Linked DNA regions of Mus musculus: region 2 is linked to region 1. The links are chromatin loops, found by intact Hi-C in ENCODE. Cell type or tissue: left cerebral cortex. All regions are shown on one strand. Links, peaks and the distances in the headings refer to the core of each region. The heading gives the core; the rest is flanking DNA. Region 1 overlaps Aox2 (aldehyde oxidase 2). Region 2 holds the start of Gm22371 (a small nucleolar RNA gene).

Evidence for each region. A loop is a pair of places that touch in the nucleus more often than their neighbours do. Peaks named below come from ENCODE experiments on the same cell type or tissue, not always from the same donor. Only the 100,000 strongest peaks of a DNase experiment are listed, where the experiment ranks them.
Region 2: it touches region 1 in a loop (4-fold over the local background); 32 of 42 quality-filtered maps call a loop at or near these places.

The regions. Positions count from the first base shown.
Region 1 is chr1:58,284,531-58,287,449 of GRCm38, forward strand. Aox2 (aldehyde oxidase 2) reads left to right here. Exons shown (of 36, transcript NM_001008419.2): 5 at 1,041-1,167. Among named protein-coding and RNA genes, the nearest start is that of Aox2, 7.7 kb to the left of the region's middle. In left cerebral cortex, for the core only: no CTCF peak of the experiment used is centred there; a DNase peak (open chromatin) is centred at 1,272.
Region 2 is chr1:57,422,026-57,424,944 of GRCm38, forward strand. It overlaps Gm22371 (a small nucleolar RNA gene), which reads right to left and starts at 348; the gene lies at 219-348. In left cerebral cortex, for the core only: CTCF peaks have their summits at 324 and 1,827 (motif pointing right); a DNase peak (open chromatin) is centred at 1,861.

The sequences.
Region 1 (2,919 bases), core at 218-2,717:
GGTATCAGACAACGTTTTTATGAGATAAAATTCAGGGATCATTCCCTGTAGCATAAAGGTTTGAGGCGTAAAAATCAGCATTTGGCTGAGGGAAGTCTGAGAGCAACTCCCTAGAGGACGGGGACACTCCCCCTCCAGCACTCAGCCTGCTGCTGAAGCGGCAGTGTTGGGTTGAACGGTGATGTGACATGTGCTGGCACTGATTCTCCTGTCATTGTCGTGGGAGTTTGGGAAGCCACAGTCAGATCAACCAATGCTCAGGGATTTTAGGCAGGAGAAGCCCCAGGGTTTCTTGATTTAACCACTTGAGAGTCAACTCCAAAGAGGTCAGTAAAGATAAAGGACCCAGAAAAGAGTCTGCTAGGAAGTCGTACAAGACACTCGCAGCTAAGTCCACACAGTGGGACCCCAGGCATTGTGCACTGAATCTAGAGCCAAGCTTCCAAGCTTTGGTGTTCACAAGAGTCACCTGGAACTTGCTAAAAGTTCAGATTCTGGCCAAGCAGTTTGGAGCAGGGACCTGAGTTCCCCACCATTTCCCAGAAGACCATAGATCACGCTTGAAATAACAGAGACCAAAATCCTCGGTCCCTGAAAGCTAAGTCTTTTGAGCTGACACAGAAAATATTAAGGAAGACAACAGGAGATCAGCAATGGTCTCCATGTCAGTCAAAGCCGCACAGCCTCCCATGAGATCTAAGCCGTGGAAGATGTACGGGTGTTCAAGAAAACCAGTTTTGAAACTTACGTGCACCCTCCTAATAATTACTAATTCCTGGATAAGTGTTCTCACTGGGAGTGCCGGCTGCACACTGCTAATTCCCAAACAGAAGTCTCAGAGCATCTGACCCTGAAAAGTAATTAAAGTTGTGAGCGGTAACTTCTGAACCTCTTGCCTTTGGGAGCTGCCTAGAAAGGGGAATATACAGAACTGGACAACGGGGCGGGGCACATTTGCTCAGAGGGTGAGAATGGTACAGATTTGTGGACCCTGGAGAGAATCTGAGGCGGCAGATGTGACCACAAATGTATGCTTCCAGGAGAGGATCGCCAAGAGCCACGGCACCCAGTGTGGCTTCTGCACCCCTGGGATGGTGATGTCCATCTACACACTGCTCAGGAACCACCCGCAGCCCTCAGAGGAACAGCTCATGGAGGCCTTGGGAGGTAGGTGTGACACAGGAGGCAGGCAGAAGGAAAAGGTTCTTCATGCTTTCCCACACCACCCTCAGGATCTTCCTAGCTCTGCTCCAGTGCCAAGCCACAGTCATTTCTAACATTTGTGTGCAGACACAGACGTCAAGTCATCTGCACGCGGCCCAGGGGCCACCACACTTCTGTCTGCTGACTTATCACATGCTCCCCAGGGACCGGAATCCATGAGCCTACCCAACAAAGCACAACTGGCTGAAAACACAGAAAGTTCTCATGCAGTTCTGGGAGCATTAAGTCTGGAGTCGAGCTATCGGCCCACCAGTGCTGTGTCTGAAAGCCCTGAAGAGACTGCTTCCTTATTCCTCTCAGCCTTATTCCTCTCAGTCAGCTGAGTCTTGGCATTTCTGAGCTCATGAGCTACATAGCTCCAAACTGTTTCTACCTCACACCTTTCTCCTTGCTGTCTGGCTTATAGATCTTCCTCTTGTTTACAGACATCAGCCACTGGGGTAGGCCCGCCCCAGGCCTGGACAACCTTGTTACCTCTTGATTCCACTGGGAGAGATCTTATTATTCAACAAGGTTATGTTCATAGTTGCCAGGACTTAAGACTACAAAGAGTCTTGGTAGAGCGGCATATATCAATTCATAATAAGCCTCTCATCTGAAAGATTTGTAACAGTTTTAGTTTTATAAACATATAGGGTTAATAAACATTATCTTCAGGTGTTATCAATCTGTAAACAAGTCCTCAATTCAAAGGTTGAAGACAGATGAAAATAGATATGCTCCTTATGTGCCAGCTGCTGATCTCTCTCTCTCTCTCTCTCTCTCTCTCTCTCTCTCTCTCTCTTTCTCTCTCTCTCTCTCCCTCTCTCCCCTTCTCCCCTTCCTCCCTCCCTCTCTCTTGCTCTCGCTAGCTCTCTATCCTTATCTCTTCTTTCAAGTGCAGAAAACCATAGCTGAGCATATGATAGAGTAGTTATTATGGGCAAAAGTCCTGGGTTCAATTCACAATATAATAATAATAATAATAATAATAACAATAACAATAATCAGAGAATCATACTAATTCATCTAAAACCCCCACCTTCCCCAGGTCTCTCTTCAGCAGCTCATCAGCCCTAAAACTTGACCAAGCCCGATTTGTCATACTTCCTGCTCTCTACACGACTCCTCCAGGCCAGTCTCTCCCCATCTTGTTCCTGCTGCTCTGAGAATTCTACCCATTCTTTACTAACCCATAGCTTGCACATCCTTTGAGCCCAAACTTCTTAGTCAGGCCATCAGAGATGAACTCTAGTCTACACTCTCTCTCTACCCTCAGACCTTCACCTTCATCCTTGGAAGCGTAAGGATTCCAGACTTTACCATGCAACAGAATGGCCCACTGGTCTCTTAAATGCAGGCTCTCCTGCCTGTCTCCAGATGCTCAGGTTCCAGAAGGGCAGATTCATGTTCTTAACAAATACAACCAGGTGACTCTGGTGCAGTGACCTAAGAGCCTCTGAGGAACACACCTGGTAGCCCACCCGTGGCACTTTGTCTGTCTAGTGACACCTTGGGGATTGCTTTCTTAAGATCTCACTGTCTTACATAATTTAAAATAGTTATTGTCAATAGCTAAACATCAGGGCTAGGATCATAGCTCAGAAGTAGAATGTTATCCTAGCATGTCCAAGGCCCTGAGTTCTACTCCCCAGAACTGACAAGAAAATCTGTTAGATCTATTTCGGTTTTTAAAAGAATCCAGTAGAGTGGCTG
Region 2 (2,919 bases), core at 299-2,798, 860 kb before region 1:
ACTTACTTGCTCCTCTTGGTGGTTCCTGGGGTCTCTGAGTGTCTGGAGTCATCTCAGGAGTGCTATGCCCTGCTCGTGCATTATGGCCCCAGGCAAGGCTCATCTCAGATATAGTCTTCCCCACCCCCATGCCTACAAGGCACCGACCGGTGGATCAGCTCAAGCAAGCTCCAATGGCACCAGTCTGGTGGTTGTCTCAGGCTCGAATTTTTTCAGGGACTATTAGGATACTAGTCATTCAGATGTTCATGGATCAGAACACTAAGCATAGACATAGCCTCTCTTCTCTGCCACCTACTGATGCACATGTGACACACCAGCCATACCTACAGTGCCACTAGGGGTAGGAAGAATATCTTATAAGTTATTTATGCATCGTATACTAGATCAAAATGAGTGCTACGTAATTCCTCATCATTCCATTGTTTAGGGTAGTAATAATGAGAATCCTTAATTACGAAAGCCAATTTTCTCCTTTGCAATTAACCATCAGTCTGTAAATAATAGTTTGATATCTTGTAGTTACTCTACTCACAAGCAACCATTCACAAAGCTGTGGTGGGGGTATAATGCCCACATCCCATACCAAGACATCTGTATCCAATCCCTGGTACTCGTGACTGTGATGACTCCTGTCCTGGGTGTGATTACATCACTCGTCTTGTGTTATCCTGGTTCACGTCTGTGGCTATCAGTGTTATCAGTGGTATTTTTATAAGAGGTGGGAGGGTCAGCATGGAAGGAGGTCAGATAACTCAGGCACAAGTTAGAAAGACACGGGTTATTGAGAGTCAAGGGATGTGAACATCATTGAAAAGCTAGAAGAGCATATTCCCTGGAGGTTCCTGAAGGAAGCAGCGTGCTAACCTGGTTTGGACTTCTGGCCTCCAGAACTGCCAAAAGATTGGGTTATATAGTGGTAAACAACCACACTGGGATAGTTTGTTGTCTCAGCAGTCAGACATCAATATACAAGATCAGAGTTCAGTTATCATTTGCAAAATAATTATTCATTAATTCTATACTATTTTCTACTATCTTTTTAAATATAAAGTAGGGACCTATTTCTTGATACTTGATTATCACTATAAACTTTTAAATGTTTTCAATAAGCATAGTATTAATTATAGTCATTGTTCATGATGATGCTTACATGTTCTCCAGTTTTCCAACTGGGAGCCCCTGGGCCCTGGTTTGTAGACACATTAAAGGTTGCTATGACCCAAAATTGTTTTTTTGAGTGGTACTGTGTTTTCTGGCATAAAAAAACACATCCTGGGATGTTCATTTCCTTCTTTCACAGACATGGTATAGGTGACTTCTCTAAGAAGCCCTGGATTCTGTTCAGTGTGATATAATTTCAAAACCAAGATGTACACATCTTGATGCTTTGCAGTCTTTCAAGACTGTAAGAGAATGCTCACATGGAGAGTAAAATGTGGGCTGCCTGGCAATGTTTCTGTTAACTTTTTTTAGAATAACCCCTCCCCTCGCCCATCGTTCCCTATCCTCTGAGCCTGGTTTTATCATGCCATTGTCCATCTAACTGGAGCAGGAACTTGTAACAGCTGTGCCCCAAGCCCTACCTGGGAGAACTTAGTAGATATTTGTTGAGTTCTCTTGAGCTTCCTAAATCTTACCATGGGAATAACTTCCCTTTTACTCTTGCTTTGATGTCCTAGCAAACTGGGTGTGGGTCTTTTGTTTTGTTTTGTTTTGTTTTGCTTTTTTGTTTTAAACTAAGTCCAATCCCTTCTCAAGGAGTATTAGATATGTGACCATGCTTTTGTGATAGCTAATGTCATTCATTCCAACTTACCACATGGTGGAGCTAGCTGTGTGTGGAATCTAAATGTCAGCCTTGACACTAAGCTTGTAGGCTCTGTCTGGAGTCACGGAGGAATGGAGGCTTGCTTTGCTTACTGACATACTTTTGTGGCAAAGATATGTAAAATAAGTCATTTCACTAAAAAGGTTTGGCAAAAGTTAACTTCATGTTACAAAGCTGACACAAGGCAGAGTAGAGGAGGCTCTCCCCACATTTCTGAGATGGCATTCTGTCTCTCCAATCACTCCTCCTGCCTGAAGGCTATTTTTTGTATTCCAAAGTGTGTCAGTTCACATACAACAGTAACAACTCTAAACCAATGGAGTGAAACAAAAGTGCGTGCTTATTTGGGGCTCTGGAGTGTATGTTTGGGAAGACACACCTGGACCCATGTACAGGAGTAGGTAGCAGACACAGGCTAGTGACAGTTAGCCCATGGCACTACAGTAAACAAAACATACAACTCCAAAATGTTTCACATGAGCACTTAGGTGTTGACCTGGACAGTGATAAAGTTCAGTGACTCGGGCACAGCCCCACCAACTATGAGGATCAAAGAAGAACAATTTATCACATTCCTGGGAAGCTACTGCTGTACTGGTGGTAACAGGAGGCTCAGGAACAAAAGGAGCTATTTCCAGATCTGGGAGGTAATGCCAGCAGGTAACTTGTGGGCACTACAGGACTCTGAAGCTTTGAAGACAAGGCCAAAGACAACTTGAATCCCAGTCCTGTCTGTTGAGATCTGCTCAGGTAAATAAAACACCTTTACACCAAGGGAGTGCCAAACGATGCCAAAAGTGTTCATATAACACATTACATCATGTTAATCTGACTATAAATTATTTATTGGTCACTTAATCTCACGATATGGGCAGGATGTAGAAATAATTGTTGTGAGTTGTGACTGCATGAAACTGGAGTTTTTAAGACTGGCAAGTACATCTGGGATAGGTAGCTCGTTTCCTGGAATCGCAGCCTGTAGGAGGCTGAGGCAAGAGGATTGTTATGACCTCAAGGTCAGACTGAGTTACATAAGGAAGTGGAGGCCAGTCAGGACTACACAACAAGGCCTGATTTCAAAGCACCAC